Linked DNA regions of Homo sapiens: region 2 is linked to region 1. Evidence: chromatin loops called from intact Hi-C (ENCODE). Cell type or tissue: PC-3. All regions are shown on one strand. Links, peaks and the distances in the headings refer to the core of each region. The heading gives the core; the rest is flanking DNA.

Evidence for each region. A loop is a pair of places that touch in the nucleus more often than their neighbours do. Peaks named below come from ENCODE experiments on the same cell type or tissue, not always from the same donor. Only the 100,000 strongest peaks of a DNase experiment are listed, where the experiment ranks them.
Region 2: it touches region 1 in a loop (5-fold over the local background); 10 of 110 quality-filtered maps call a loop at or near these places.

The regions. Positions count from the first base shown.
Region 1 is chr4:122,715,785-122,718,612 of GRCh38, reverse strand. It overlaps a transcript of BBS12 not described here. Among named protein-coding and RNA genes, the nearest start is that of BBS12, 16 kb to the left of the region's middle. In PC-3, for the core only: CTCF peaks have their summits at 1,365 and 1,568 (motif pointing right); a DNase peak (open chromatin) is centred at 1,582; H3K27ac peaks cover 317 bases.
Region 2 is chr4:122,650,930-122,653,757 of GRCh38, reverse strand. All of the region lies in intron 10 of IL21-AS1 (IL21 antisense RNA 1), which reads right to left. Among named protein-coding and RNA genes, the nearest start is that of IL21, 31 kb to the right of the region's middle. In PC-3, for the core only: a CTCF peak has its summit at 1,217 (motif pointing right); no DNase peak of the experiment used is centred there.

The sequences.
Region 1 (2,828 bases), core at 145-2,644:
AGCTTGGATCTATTCCCCTATTTTATGAATTTGGAAATGCCGTCAGGGAAAAAGTCCTGTTGAGAGTAGAGTTCACTGCCTGTGCTTCTCCTCTCAAGTATTGTAGCCTGTCCTTTCCAACCCTGCAGGAATTGGGTGATTTCCAGTTTCTTCACACAGTTGTTTTATATATTAGTTTTTATACTTGTTTGCAGCAGGAAGTTAGTTCATCATATCCTGAACTAGAAATGTTAATATTATTTTTAGGAAAATAAATCTGACTGATGACAGTAGATGAATGGGAGAGACTGCTGGCTACAAGGCTAGGTAGGAGGTGATCGCAATCATTTAAACAAGGAATGGTGGGGTTTGGCTAATGAACAGTTTGCCTTTGGTTTTGAAAAGAAAGGTTGGATTAAAATCTTTCATTCCTGGTGTCTTATTTTTATTTACTCTGATGAAGTAGTAATATCAAGTAACAGTTATTGAGTGCTTACTATGTTTTATGCACTGTTCTACCTCCTCTACATGGATTTTCTTACTTAAGCCAAATGCCTATTGGATGCTATTATCATCATTCTGATTTTACAGTTGAGAAAACTGAGATGCATAGGATTTAAACGACTAGCTCAACATCACATGGACAGTAAATTGCTCTTCTGGGCTTTGAAAGCAGGCCTGCTGGCTCCACACTCTATGCTTTTAACCACGATCCTCTACTACCTCTCATTATGCCATGGAATAGGAGTTATCTTTTAAATGGGAGAGGCTGATAGCTCACATTCTCAGGGGGAGAAAAGCAGAAAAGTGGCTCGGTGTGGTGGCTCATGCCTGTAATCCCAGCACTTTGGGAGGCCAAGGTGGGAGGATTGCTTGGAGCCAGGAGTTCAAGACCAGCCTGAGCAGTGAGACCCCCATCTCTGCAAAAATTAAGAAACTAGCTGGGCACGGTGGTGCACAGCTGTGGTCCCAGCTACTCAGGGGGCTGAGGTGGGAGGATTGCCTGAGCCCAGGTGGTCGAGGTTACAGTGAGCCGTGATCACGCCACTGCGCTCCAGCCTGGGCAACAAAGTGAGACTTTGTCTCCAAGAAAAAAGAAACAAAAGCAGAAAAGTGAATTAAATGGTGATTTTTTTTGTGGTTGTTTGGGAAAATGAGTGAAGTAATTCTTAAGGAAAAGTGATAAATCCAGAGAAGTGAAATTAAAGACAAACATAAGCTAAGCACTTAAAAAAAAAGAAAGAATAGATTTAAATCTCTGTAAATTCAGTAGTAAAGAGTTGCGATGTGGCCAAGAGTAAGAAGTCAAGACAAACAGATACTTGGAAGATCAGAGACTGATTTTCTATAGTGATAAAGTTATTATTTGGTATCTTATATGTGGATATTTCCCCTCATAGTTTTTTCTTGTTTTCTTGGTCATGGCTCATTTTAACTTAATTTCTTTTAAAGCAAGTTTAGCTATTTGTTAAATGAATGAAAGAGGGAGTACCATTCTAACCTTGACGAGTTATAATCTCATCCTCATTAAGAGCTCATTCACTTTGGCTTACCCACTGGAATAGGGGTTGGTCCCATACAATGGAGCATGGAGGCCACTCCACTAGAGGGCGTTGAGGTCTTGTCTGTTCGGTGAGTGAGGGTGTGGTTTGATTTATGCTTATTTTGATAGTTTGACATAAATTAGTGAAGGGTTTAAAGAAAGACTAAAGTTAAAGATTTAATTTATCTAGCATAATTTAGGGGAAAATGTAAAGAAATTATATATTCTTCAACTTATTTTCTTGGTAACCACTTATGTTAATGAAAAGTCAGGAGTTTCACCTAAAACCAAATCTGACACTATTTGAAATGTAGCCATTGAATTACCAGGGAAATTATATATATACACACACACGTGTGTGTGTATATACACACATATGTGTATGTATACACACACATACACATATGTGTATATATACACATATGTGTATGTGCATATACACACACGTGTGTATATACATATGTGTATGTGCATATACACACATGTGTGTATACATACATATGTGTATATATACATATGTTTATATATACATATGTGTATATATACACATATGTATATATAAATATAATTTGAAGATATCTTTTACAACTTTTTTTCTAATCCAATTTTGAAGATGTCTGTTGTTTTCCTCAGATGATATGAAATAGTAACTTGATTGTTTTGCATAAAAGTGACTTAAAAAGAGACTCACCAAACTCTAGTCAATGGTTACTTCTGAGGGAAGAGAATGTGATTCTGGGGAGGGTGAAAATGTTTGCTTTTTATTCACTATACTTCTGTGTGATTTGAATTTTTATGAATGTAAATTTCATAATTTAAATAAAAAGAAGTACAAAATTCAATTGTATTTAAAAATGAGGTTAGGAAGCTAATTATAAAAATGGATTTGAACAATAAATCCAAGGGATTTGAACTATAATCTGCCTAAATATGAAAAAATACAGAATCTGTGACATCAATAAGCATTCTATAATACAACATTGAAAAGGAAGTGAGGGTGTTGTTACACTGTATACTTTAGCATCTCTTGGGGTTTCTAATGTAGAGCCACATATAGCCTCTGAGAAAGTCTTCAAAAGTGAAACTTATTGAATTTGGTCTAACCCCAATTATACCCGTTTATTTGACATTGAAACACTTTTTTTCTTCACACTTAACAAAAGAGTTAATAACAGTTGTATAAAAGTCAGTTTGGGAAAAACTGACATAAACAAAAGAACAAACTGTATATAAAAAATTTGACCCAAGTCAAAGTAAATTATGTCCTGGGATAAGATTCTTTATATTAATTTTAAGCGGATGGAAA
Region 2 (2,828 bases), core at 276-2,775, 65 kb after region 1:
TTACCATTCAGGACATAGGCGTGGACAAGGACTTCATGTCCAAAACACCAAAAGCAATGGCAACAAAAGCCAAAATTGACAAATGGGATCTAATTAAACTCAAGAGCTTCTGCACAGCAAAAGAAACTACCATCAGAGTGAACAGGCAACCTACAACATGGGAGAAAATTTTCGCAACCTACTCATCTGACAAAGGGCTAATATCCAGAATCTACAATGAACTCAAACAAATTTACAAGAAAAAAACAAACAACCCCATCAAAAAGTGGGCGAAGGACATGAACAGACACTTCTCAAAAGAAGACATTTATGCAGCCAAAAAACACATGAAGAAATGCTCATCATCACTGGCCATCAGAGAAATGCAAATCAAAACCACTATGAGATATCATCTCACACCAGTTAGAATGGCAATCATTAAAAAGTCAGGAAACAACAGGTGCTGGAGAGGATGTGGAGAAATAGGAACACTTTTACACTGTTGGTGGGACTGTAAACTAGTTCAACCATTGTGGAAGTCAGTGTGGCGATTCCTCAGGGATCTAGAACTAGAAATACCATTTGACCCAGCCATCCCATTACTGGGTATATACCCAAATGAGTATAAATCATGCTGCTATAAAGACACATGCACACGTATGTTTATTGCGGCACTATTCACAATAGCAAAGACTTGGAACCAACCCAAATGTCCAACAATGATAGACTGGATTAAGAAAATGTGGCACATATACACCATGGAATACTATGCAGCCATAAAAAATGATGAGTTCATGTCCTTTGTAGGGACATGGATGAAATTGGAAATCATCATTCTCAGTAAACTATCGCAAGAACAAAAAACCAAACACCGCATATTCTCACTCATAGGTGGGAATTGAACAATGAGATCACATGGACACAGGAAGGGGAATATCACACTCTGGGGACTGTGGTGGGGTCGGGGGAGGGGGGAGGGATAGCATTGGGAGATATACCTAATGCTAGATGACACGTTAGTGGGTGCAGCGCACCAGCATGGCACATGTATACATATGTAACTAACCTGCACAATGTGCACATGTACCCTAAAACTTAGAGTATAATAAAAAAAAAAAAATTATTAAAAAAAAAAAAAAAAAAAAAAAAAGAACCATTTTATGCCCTTATGCAGAAATGCATCAACTCTGTCCACCACCAACAGATGGCAGTAGTGGTTGCCTGTAAACCAGCACTTTGAATTTATGAACAAATGGACTTAAGAATATTATGAAATAAAACATAACCTGTGTGTGCACAGAGAGTTTCCAAATGTTTTGCTGCCTTTTCTCTGGTGAGGGATAATTTTACCTTTTTGAGAATTATCATTGCCAAGTTATTTAAATGCCCGGGGCTTGTATAGTCTAGAATCATGAAGAAATGGTCTAGAATGAGACCATTTGAAAAAATGAGGAAATTGGTTTAGAATCATTTAATAACCAATATGTTCCCTTCAGACTCTGACATTTCATTGTGCACATGTGAGAAAATATAAAAAACTGGACCCACAAAGAACTGGTAAGCTTACAGTTCACACTGGGCTGCCTGTCTCCCCAGGGGAGCCAGGGTAGGTAGGACAGGACTCCTGAAGTTATGTTCTGTGATTACTCTTGACAACAGGTAAACCAGGCTACACTAATGCCAAAGTTAAGCTGTCTGTATTTATTTATTTTGCTTCTCTATATTTTAAAACTTTTCCTTCAATGAACACATGTAATTGTAAAATTAAAACAATATTGAGAAAAAGAAATCACACACATGGACACTCAAAAACCAAGCAAGCAATGTGAAGGTCCTGTTATAAAGAATGACACAGTAGAGCAGAAAGGTTGATGAATGGGCTTTGGGTCATGACAGTTCTGGGTTCAAAGTCCGACTCTCCTGCTTACTTACAGTGTGGCCTTAGGTAAGTTTCACACCCTTGCTAAGACTCAGTTCTGCCATCCATTAAAAAGGGAGGGGGTAATGCATCAAAACCATCGGGCTTTGTGAGGAAACGCACATGAGCCAGAGGGTCTGGGATGGGATGTTGAAGATGGTGAGGGTAATGTACACAGGATTACATTTAAATGGTTTCCATTGACAATAAAATCATAAAGAGCAATTATGTACCAATTATTTTCTCTCACTTAACATATTAACCAAAGTTGTTTTTTGGTGTGTATGCAATTTGAATTCCCCAGATCATCATATGTTCCTCAAAACAGAAGTCATATCTTCTTTTTATTCTCCAGCGTGCCTGGTTTGTGGGCATGGGAAGAGTGTATGTCAGTCAATGCTTCTTGCTTGAGTAGGGGGATTATGATACTCCCTGGCTTTACCTGCAATCATTCAGCTTCAGATTGTTACAGAGCAGTTTTATAGCATCACAGATAGATATAAAGAAGAGGAAAAGAAGGTCTACTGGGATGCCCACCATGCTGTGAATACTATAGGACTGTCTTGAACAATATGTAGCTACTCACTACATGTGACTATTTAAATTTAAATTTATTAAAAGTAATAAAATTAAAAACACAGTTCCTCATACCAACCACATTTCAAGTACTCAATAGCCACAGGTGGTAATTGGCTACCCTGTGAAACTGCCCAGATATTGAATATTTCCCTTATTGCCAAGTTCTAGTGGATAGTGCTGCTCCAGAACTCCATAGAAAGCCCCTGAAAACTGGAGAAAGAGAATTTCCAGGGGCAGGGCCTTCTTTTTTCCTCAATGTCAACTTATTTAAAAAACTCTTTTTTTTTTTTTTTTTTCAGATGGAGTCTCAATGTGTCACCAGGCTGGAGTGCAGTGGTGTCATCTTGGCTCA